Regions from separate parts of the Homo sapiens genome. Here region 2 is linked to region 1. A link is an interaction called in ENCODE POLR2A ChIA-PET data of the cell type or tissue named here. Cell type or tissue: A673. All regions are shown on one strand. Each heading gives the region's core, and the rest is flanking DNA. Links, peaks and the distances in the headings are about the cores only. Region 1 overlaps TMEM135 (transmembrane protein 135). Region 2 overlaps PICALM (phosphatidylinositol binding clathrin assembly protein).

Region 1 (5,384 bases), core at 64-5,063:
AACATTTCATTTAGTTGTTAATGCTGACGTAATTGTTTCCTGCTTATATTTTATCATATCCCTGAGCTTCTGTGTGCTCTACATTTCATAGGTAATGAAAAGCAATGTCCTTTACTCTCAGGGAGCTTCGTCCACTTGCCTGTGTCACAACCTCTCCCTTGGTGCTAATTAGGAAGCTTCTTGTGGGACTGAAGGGAACTGACCACTGGAGCAATGGCCCAAATGTTGTTTTTGGAGCAGAGAAATTATTAGCCCAGAGATTCCTTAAATTCTCCGTGTGATTTATTTTTTTATTTTTTGAGTTGAGGTCTAGCTCTGTTGCCCGGGTTGGAGTACAGTGGTGCAATCATAGCTCATTGAAACCTCAAATTCCTTGGTTCAAGCAATTATTTCCCCTCAGTCTCTAATAGCTGGGACAACAGGCATGTGCCACCATGCCTGGCTAATATTTATTTTATTTATTTTTTTTTTGTAGAAACAAGGTGTTGCTATGTTGTCCAGGCTGGTCTTAAACTCCTGGCCTCAAGTGATCCTCTTGGGTTGGCCTCCCGGGACTCTGGGATTCCAGGTGTGAGCCACGGTACCTAGCCATATTTTTATTTGTATGAGTATTAAGTAGTTTGACACAGCAACAAAGTTGTCCTTTGTTTCCCAAAGGCAAAAGTATACATTTCTTACTAAGATATCTTATAAACATTCTCTCTCCTAACACCTCCTTCTAGTAATCATTTTCACATAGTAGAATACTTCACTCAGCTGAAAATGAGTGGCCAAGAAAAAAATACAAGAAAAGGAATAAGAAGTGATTATTTTCTTTAGGGCTGCACTTTGAATGTGATGAGTAATAAGGTTACCTTCATTGTGGAGGTGATGTTTACAATTGCCTCCAGCCCTTTACTATTGGTGCTGAAGCCACCATTGGTGCCAGCTCTATAATTTCTTCTTCTTGTGGAATTAACAAAGAAAGGAGTGTCAAGGACTGAGATGACCCTCAGATTGGGGGGCTGTCTTAGATTCTAGGGCTTTGTAGTACTATGTTTCTGTTTAAAGTAGTGGCCTCAGGTGACTTTGTAATAGCCCTGTAGTTGCAAAAAGGGTAACTACAAAGAAATGAAACTGACTCTAGTGTGTGTGACTTCTGGAAACAGAAGTGGGGCAGTAAGTTGGCCATGATATAGCTAGTGTCATAGGACTACAGCAGAGTAGTGAGTGAATGGCCTTAAGCTTACAGCTGTGGTGAATAAGAATGTGTGCTATTTTACACACAGAAGAAAATGATTGACTTTTGGTTGGAGGAAAGAATTTATATCTGGTCTTTTGGAAATTATTCTGTTGCTGTTTTATGTGGGCTCTCTCTCTCTCCCTCTCTCTCTCTCTCTGTCTGTCTCTCTTGCTGCTCCCTCTCCCTGCCACCTTGTCCATTCTCTGCTTGCTGGTGTTACTTTATGTTAACTAGTCTCCTTGGACTTCATTGCAACCTTTTAAGCCAGCCGTTCAAGTGAGAGGCTCTGGAGTGATCATAACGGTGATAACAATGGAGTAAACATTTCCAGAGACACTGATTTTTTTTTTATATGCTCTGTTTTTCTTAGGCAGGATGATGTAGAAGATAATTGCACAGATATGGAAGGAGATGTTTCTCTGTATGTGAAGCCTTTAAATCCAGAACAATTAATTTCTTCTCTTCTTAAAACCCCGTAACATCACTTGACTCTGGAATTTCCTATTTTCTTTTACTTTCTCCATTTTTTTTCCATCTGTCCCTCCTACGAATATGTTTTACATGAAATAATGTATTGGGTTTTATCTTTTGTCCCAGCAGACCTGAAAATCCCAGTATATTACCACAGACACACATACCATCTGGTCACCAACAGGGACATCAGGGCCAAGAGCAGTTTATACTTCTTTCTTTAGCTCACAAACTACTATAGCTTGCCTGTTCAGTTTTTTTTTTTTTTAATATTCAGTTTTGTGCCATACTCTCCCCCACCCCCAGCCTGCTGCCTCTGCAGAGCATAACATTCTAATCTTGTCAGACCGTGGATAATAGGATGTTCCCTGGTCTTGGCATAGAGGCCATAGGCATACAACATGCTTTATCTGCCTTGCTTAGACTCAGCATCCCTTTCTGTCTTGAGAGATTCAGGCTTCCATAAAGTAGACCTGTAGACCTATGTTGGCTGAGGTCACCCTGCATTACTACTTTCCTCCATCCCTGAACTAGGACCAGTTAATTTTCGAAGTCTAGTTCTTCAGTGTCTATTAAACTTTTTCCAGTAGTTAATCGATCTCTTAAATTAATTTTCTTTTCAGATTATTTTTGGTCACCTAAGAGGACCCTGAAGCTATAGTGCCAAAGGTTTAAAGCATGAAGTACATTCTGTGGTTGGTCATTATGGGATTGGATGCCAAAAGGAATGGGAGAGAAGAGACTATAAACATATTTTAAGCCTTATCTCTTTTCTCCTATTCTTTTCTTTACCTTTCCTGGCCCATGCTTTCCTGCCATATCTTTGCTATGTATTTCTTCATCTTGAGCTCTCAAGGGAAAAAACAGGAGTCCTTATTTTTCTATTTATTTCAGGGAAAATTGAAGGTAAATAATATCTGCAAAGCTTCAGGAAGAAATTCAGTTGCATCTGAATCTGAGTCGGCAGTTTTTGATAGCCTGTCACTGCTCAGGGATAGCACTAAGGCTCTCTTCAGAACCAAAGGGCAGGATAAATAAATCTATGAAACTAGAGGCATCATTGAATCATCTGAGGACCTTTTTTTTTTTTTTTTTTTCACTAAAACGCTTCCTATAACTTGGATTAAAATTCAAAAATGGGATTGCAGTCATTGTTAATTGCTCAACTAGTGGCAGTTTTTCCTTGCTGAGGGAACACTGATGTTGTTTAAGACAGTTACATGCCTAGCCCCAGGGATGAATCATAATTGTTCTAGGCCTTTCATGTCTTTCCTTTCTTCTTGTCCAGATACTTTTCCAACCAGCCTTTACTCGGAGGTGTTCATGTGACCCTGTTTTGGCCAATAAAATGTAATGGAAAATCTGGGAAACACTTGGGAAAAATCTTCCCTCTCTGCTTAAAGGAAAGTTCTTTTTACCTCTTTTTCTCTTGTTCAAGGTATTAGTATTAGTCAGTAGGGTCTGAATCTGTGGCAGCAATCTTGCAGACATGAAATGAAAAGTACAAACATGAAAAACCAGCATATTAAAGATGCCAGGTCAGAAAAATAGAAAGAACCTGCTTCTGTGAGCCACTGAATGGTGCCATTAACCATCTGCATTTGAGCATTTTGAGAAAATAAACCTCTATTTCTTAAAGTTCTGTATCAGTCAGGGTTTCCCAGAGAGGCAGAACAATAGGGATAGAGAGATACATAGAGAGAGATATGAGAGGGATAGAGAGAGACACAGAGAGAGATATGAGAGGGGATTAAGGGAGTTGGCTCATGTGATTGTGGAGGCTGAGAAACCCCACCACAGGCCATTCATAACCTGGAGACCTTGGGATGCTGGTGGTCTGGCTCAGTACAAGTCCAAAAGCCTTGGAACCAGGGAAACTGATGGTGTAATTCTCAGTCCAAGGCTGAATTTTCAAGTCTGAGAACCTGGGGGTGGGATGGGGGAGTGATAGTTTTAAGTCCTGGAGTCCCAAGGTTAGAGGATCTGGGGTCCTAATGTCCATGGGCAGTTGGAGAAGAGTGTATCCCTGCTGCAGGGGAGAGAGAGAAGCCAATTCTCCTTTCTTCTGTTTTTATTCTACCCAGGCCTCCAGTGGATTGGAGGTGCCTGCCCATATTGAGGGCAGATCTTCTCTGCCTAGTCCACGCTAACTCACATGCCAATCTCCTCTGGAAACACCCTCACAGACACACCCCAAAATAATGCCTTACCAGTTCTCTAGATATTCCTTAATCCAGTCAAGTTGATGCCTAAAATTAACCATCACAGGCTTTATGGCTCTATTACCCAAGAATTCTGTTACTTTCAGCTGAAAACATTTCTAATGGACATATTCCAATTCTGTATAGATCAGATCTCAGTTTCATTTCCCATTATATCCTTCTCTCTCTTGATTTAGAATTCTCTTTTTCTCCACTCTTCTGTGTATGCTAAAATACTGTCAATCTCGTCTTTGAAGGTTTTGCTCATCTTTAAAAAATCTTAGTTGATTATGTTTTATGTGTCATTTAATTAAGGAATGAATTTGCTTATTTTTATTTCAGTAGCTTTTGGGGTACAAGTGGTTTTTGGTTGCATGGATGAATTGTATATTGGTGAAGTCTGAAATTTTAGTGCACCTGTCACCAGAATAGTGTGCATTGTACCCAATATATAGCTTTTTATTCCTTCCCCTTCTGAGTCTCCATAGTCCATTATATCACTCTGTATACCCTTGTGTATCCATAGCTTAGCTCCCACTTACAGTTGAGAACATACAGAATTTGATTTTCTATTCCGGAGTTACTTTACTTAGAATAATGGCCTCCAGCTCCATCCAAGATGCTGCAAAAGACATTATTTCATCTTTTATTTTTTATGGCTGAGTAGTATTCCATGGTGCATATATACCACATTTTCTTTATCCACTCATTGGTCTATGGGCACTTTGGTTGATTCTGTATCTTTGCAATTGTGAACTGTGTTAACAATAAAAATATATATACGAGTGTCTTTTATGGTAGATCTCCTTTTAGTTCTTTAAGACACCTCCATACTGTTGTCTGTAGAGGTTGTACTAATTTACATTCTCACCAGCAGTGTATAAATGAGACAGGGTCTCACTCTGTCACCCAGGTTGGAGTGCAATGGCATGATCATGGCTCACTGTGGCCTTGACGTCCCAGGCTTAAGTAATCCTTCCACCTCAGCTTCCCTGGTAGCTGGGACTACAGGCACATGCCACCATGCCTGATTAATTTTGTTTTCGTTTTTGTTTTTTTGTAGAGACAGGGGTCTCACTGTGTTGCCTAGGCTGGTCTTGAACTCTTACACTCAAGCAATCCTCCCTCCTAAGCCTCCCAAAGTTCTCCAGTTATAGGCGTGGGCCACTGTGCCTGGCCTTATAAGTGTCATTTTTAAAACATTGGTTTTTAACCATATAGAAATAAATCTAAAAAGAGCCTGCAAAACAAAACATCCTTTAAACATGTTTAAGTAGATAGAATATCTGAAATTCTGGATTTTTCAGTCACTTCATTATTATGCCGTGGCAGCCAAGTAATCCTTAACTTCAGTTGGATGAACTAAACTTCCTAAATACAGCTTCATTGCAGATTCCAACTTCTATGTTATCTTCTGTCATTTGCCTTTTAACACTTTCCTTTAGGGTTAAGATGGCTATATGAATGGCATTTTAAATTTCAGATCTTCA
Region 2 (5,384 bases), core at 296-5,295, 1.4 Mb before region 1:
ACCTCGTGATCTGCACCCCTCCCCCAGCCTCCCAAAGTGCTGGGATTACAGGTGTGAGCCACCGCACCCGGCCCGCATTACGCATTTTGTTTTAGGGGATGCCACACAGTGACCTGGGAGCATTCCACTTTGAATGTATGTTGTATCTGAACCTCTCTAAAACTGTTTTTCCCCCCCCAAAGACAGGGTCTAGCTCTGTTGCCCAGGCTGGAGTACAGTGGTGTGATCATTGCTAACTGTAGCCTCCAATTCCTGGGCTCAAGTGATCCTTCCACTTTAGCCTCCAAAAGTGTTGATATCACAGGTGTGAGCCACTGTGCCCAATTCTCCTCTTAGAATTAGAGAATAAGGACAATTCAGGGAATAGGAACAATTTCCAAAAACAGGGCAACCTTTAAATATTTTCTTAGTCAGTTTCAAATATTTTCATTTGATCCTTACAGCAAAATGATAAAGTACACAAAGTAATACCACAATTTTACAGGTAAGGAAACTAAGGCTCAAAGTTACATAGAGAATTTGCTCTCAACACATGGTTAGCTGAGGAGTCAAGTCAAGACTGCTGAATTGTGACCCCCCAAAAGATGTGTTGAAGTCCTAACCCCTGGTGCCCATAAATTTGACCCTACTTGGAAACAGGGTCTTTGTAGATGTAATCAAGTTAAGATGAGGTCTTTGGAGTGACCCTAATTTGATGACCAGTGTCCTTATAAGGAGAGGCACGTGGAGGTAGAGACCCATAGAGAGAATGCCATGTTGACAGGTAGAGACTAAATGGCTACAGATGCAAACTATGGAACGAATGGGGCTACCAAAAGCTGGAAAAGCCAAGGAAGGACCCTCCTCTAGAAAATTCAGAGGGAGCATGGCTCTGCCGATACCCTGATTTCTCCAGAAGTGATAGAAAACAAATTTCTGTTTTAATTTCTGTTTTTAAGAGCTTAAAAACTTTTAACATGCTTAATCAAGTTTGTGGTACACTTTGTTACAGCAGTCCTAGGAAACTATAATATAAACTCTAATGCAGATCTGCTGGTTCCAAGGCTGGTGTTTTTTTCCTCTTCAAACTCTGCTATCCCAATTAATTTCAATTCAGCTAGAATTTACGGCTATATTGAATTTACAAGAAAAAGTTAAAGTTGGAGTAGAGAAATAATTTTTTAAAGGAACTTTTCTAGTAAATGTGAGACAATACATTCCCATTCTTTCTGTATACACAGTATTATACATGGTCACTGATGTTCGTCATGAAGATTCTGCAGAACTTCACAGGCACCCCGGACTTTAAGAATACTTTCTGGTTTTATTTATTAAGACAAGAAATTAGATTTCTACCTTTTCGAGAATGTCCTCAGCAAAAACCTAGTAATAAGCAAGGTCTTATTCTATAAGTTGTCTTGTTAGCAATAGTGATCAGCAGATGAGACTTCTAACATTTCTATTTCGAATGATTCAGGTGTGTGTACTAGGAGCTAGTTTTCACCTATGGTACTACATCCCAATCCCCAAGGAAACGTCCCTCATGGTATTCTGCAGTAGGCAAGGATGAATGAGCACAACACATTGCTTACAAGGCAAAAAGCCTTCTTCACAGAAATCCAGCTGGAGAGATCGGCTGACAGAGGAGGTACTGCCAATACTCACAATTAACACACCAAGAGAATAAAACAACAACAACAAAACCAAAAAACAAAACCAAAACGAAACCTAAAAGCAGCCACTAGTTCTTAAATACAAGAAAGTACTTTAAAAGGCTTTTTCTAAGACTTAAATTATTCGAATATCTAAAGGCAACAGTGTTCCCATTTAGAAGGATAAAAAGCACTCACAACAAGCCATCATTTCCTTTCAGACACTTAACTGATGTCAGACTGATTTAAAATTAGCCACTGCAAACAACAAAAAACAGCAGCCATTTTGCATCTTTAACCATATCCTCCATAAACAAAACTGGCAGTCCTCCTTTAAAAAAAGGCCTAATACCAGTCAAGAAACCAACAAAACTTGGCCAGGAGCAGTGGCTCATGCCTATAATCCCAGCACTTTTGGAAGCCAAGGTGGGAGGACTGCTTGAGATCAGGAGTTCAAGACCAGTCTGATGTATGCTTGCTCTACAAAAAATTAAAAATTAGTCAGGCATTGTGGTGTGTGCCTGCAGTCTTAGCTACCCTGGAGGCTGAGGCTACAGTGAGCCATGATTGTGCCATTGCACTCCAGCCTGGGGGACAGAGTGAGACCCTGTCTCAAAAAAACAAAACAAACAAACAAAAACAACAAAAAAGAAACCAACAGTTAATTTTAAAATTAAATGCCCAAAGGTAATACTCTGTATTTTTCATATTGCTTCTGGGAAAATAGGCAGATTGATATGTGATCAGTGGGAATTTTTCATATAAGGAAATAAGATGACAACAACAACCCTTGTCACCCCCAAAGAGCTTCAAAAATACCTAAACTGCCATATAAACATTCATTTAAAAAGTGTTATTTCATATCACAATGACTTTCAGAAGAAAATTGAAACTATAACTGTCTTCATGCTTAATAACATAATAGCTGTATATTGCAACTAAAGAATTAGTTTATGAACTACTGGCTTAGCAATGGACATTTCAATTTATGTAAAGCACCAGTAAGAGAAAGCAGGAGTCCCCTTTCCAGACACACTAGCAATCTGTACCAAGTAACCAAATAGTAAGACTGTGAGGAAGCACAGAAGAGAAACAAAAGGAAAACCACAAGGACCTAGAATTTATCATGAAGTTAAACATCTAGGAAGATGCACTAATGTAGAACAACATAATAAAGACAGCTACAATGTTAGGCATGAAACAGAAAAACAATAGTATCTGTTGTTAAACAATTCCATGAAAATATCTAAAAAATACAGAAAAATGACTCAACACACACACACACACACACACACACACACACACACACACACACACACACGGAGAAAAGGGTATGTGTATAGGAATTCATAAGTTCAAAGCTACAGCGCAGTCTACTGAATTAAAGCCATAATGACAATTTCCTGAAGAATTGAATCAAGTCTGAGCTAACAGCCATCTGGAAGGTGTTAGCTGCTTCCTCATAAACAAGCACTAATGCAGTGCTTAGAGTAACCTAGATAAAATGTAAGACACACAACACACTGGAATGTCTCACTAAATGGCAACAAGATAAAGGTATCTGAGAGGGCTAGAGCTCTCTCAAAAATGTTAACTTGATATAATAGTAATCAGGCAAGAGACCAAGAGCTACAAGTTATGCCTTAGGTAAGTAACAGCTCTCAAAACAAACACTTCAAAGAGCAAGGAAGAATTTTGGGAACAGCTGTAGAAATTAGATTTGATTAAAAGATTCCATTTTGATGGAATTTCATTTTTCATTTAAACTACCATTTACTTTACCCCATACAAAGAGATGGATGATCTCTGCCCTTAATAATTTTTTAATCCAATTGAAAAAAAGGGAACAAAACAATGAAAGAACAATTAAAAGGTAATTCATTAAGAAAAATCTTTTGGTTTCGGCTAGCATTCTACGGACAAAATTAATCCAAGAGACTGGCTGAGAATCATTAAACATGCTTTAAAGCATGAGAAAAACCTTATCTAGTTCAAAGATAAACAGTTTACTTTTTTCTTTTTAAAAAACAGACAGTCTCACTATGTTGCCCAGGTTGGTCTGGAACTCCTGCACTTAAGTGATCCTCCTACCTCAGCCTCCCAAAGTGCTAGTATTACAGACATGAGCCACTGTGTTCGGCCAACAGTTTAATTTTTAATTATTAAAAATGTTCAATCATAAACATAAAATAAAGCTGTCTTCATTCCTCAGGTGAGCCGTCTAATGTTTTAGCTCACCATAACTATTAGCCAACAAATCAAACCAATTTTGAACACCACTGCAAGTTATTATAATGGTTACAAGTAAGTGAAATGAGAGATTAAGGAGGGGCAGAGTAAGTTATATGATGAAAAAGGTAAGTTTACAAGGTGATTCATTTACTTAACAAATAATGTCCAAAAACTATTACATGTCAGGCACTGTTCTAGGAACTAGGGACAGAGAAGTAAACATGCCAGAGAAGCTTGCCTTCATGAAGCTTATAATCTAGTAAAGAAAGCCCTTGCTAGACTGGATGGATGCCAGGTAGTCACAAGGTCTGTAAGAAAAAATAATGCAGAATAAGGAAAAGAATTCCAGATCTCATAAGGATGTGAAAGGGACACCAGATGACTGAAGACTGGACAAAGAATAAACCCACTTTATGGCAGGTGAAGGACTTATGGAAAAGACAAATAACAGCAGAACACTGGATACTTATTGAGAATTGTAAAAGCATGGAATCGAAGAACTTGAATATTCCGTTAACTCATTATTACTCTTATAAATAGGGAGGCTTCATGAGGTTGTTTTAAGATGGAAGGAAAGCTGAGAAAAGGCTTTAAATGTTCAGTTATATTTAGATTCACCTCCTTAGGCTGGACACAGTGGCTCACACCTGTAATCCCAACACTTTGGGAGGCCCAGGAGGGAGGATCACTTGAGGCCAGGAGTTTGAGACCAGCCTGGCCAACATGGTGAAACCCTGTCTCTACTAAAAATTAGTTGGGTGTGGTGGCGTGTGCCTGTAATCCCAGCTGCCGGGGAGGCTGAGGCAGGAGGTTTAACACAGGAGGCAGAGGCTGCAGTGAGCTGAAATCGTACCACTGCCCTCCAGCCTGGGGGACAGAGTGAGACTCCATTACCCACACACAAAAAAGATTCACCTCCCTAAATGTTTGAGTATGGAGATGGGTATTACAAATACTGCCTACAAAAGATTGTTCCAATATTTACAAAACGGATTAAATCGGGGAGGCAGAGAACATGAGTGACTATTGCAAAACAAGTGTGAATAAAGAGGTTCCAAGACTGGGTGAAAGCTGTAGAATGCAAGGAGAAGGGTGGGTCTAATTATAGCAGAGGAATAATTAGTGAGACTTTGTGATTAGATACATGCAGAACAAAGGAATTACAAAATAATTAAAAGTAACATTAACAAATTTAAGATTCTGACTTTCAAATGATTCAAATGACTATGTAGAGAGACCAAAGCTTCTTCAAGCCATTTCATTGCTGCCTGATTTTATTTTCCTAGTTATCAATTTGCTTCCTTCATTTGCTTTTTCAGTAATACTTAAGTACTCATTTCAAATTTTATCTTTCAACTAGAAACTTATTACCCTAATGTTCTCATTCACTTCTCTTCTGATATAAAGTAATTAAGAAAAGGTATTTCTGTCCCTGTTTTTTTTCATGCACAAGGAAATTCTGGCACTTTTCTGGTGTTTCTGTGAAACGGTTATGTGGGTTTTAGAAGGCAACAGGACGTA

The links. ChIA-PET counts read pairs that join two places held together with the same protein. Peaks named below come from ENCODE experiments on the same cell type or tissue, not always from the same donor. Only the 100,000 strongest peaks of a DNase experiment are listed, where the experiment ranks them.
Region 2: POLR2A ChIA-PET joins it to region 1 with 5 read pairs; 1 of 35 experiments calls an interaction of 5 or more read pairs at or near these places.

The regions. Positions count from the first base shown.
Region 1 is chr11:87,324,141-87,329,524 of GRCh38, forward strand. It overlaps TMEM135 (transmembrane protein 135), which reads left to right. Exons shown (of 15, transcript NM_022918.4): 15 at 1-4,684. It also overlaps the pseudogene LOC100420680 and the pseudogene PSMA2P1. Among named protein-coding and RNA genes, the nearest start is that of TMEM135, 290 kb to the left of the region's middle. In A673, for the core only: no CTCF peak of the experiment used is centred there; a DNase peak (open chromatin) is centred at 2,041; H3K4me3 peaks cover 407 bases; H3K27ac peaks cover 646 bases.
Region 2 is chr11:85,966,046-85,971,429 of GRCh38, forward strand. All of the region lies in intron 19 of PICALM (phosphatidylinositol binding clathrin assembly protein), which reads right to left. Among named protein-coding and RNA genes, the nearest start is that of PICALM, 100 kb to the right of the region's middle. In A673, for the core only: no CTCF peak of the experiment used is centred there; a DNase peak (open chromatin) is centred at 3,036; H3K27ac peaks cover 1,157 bases.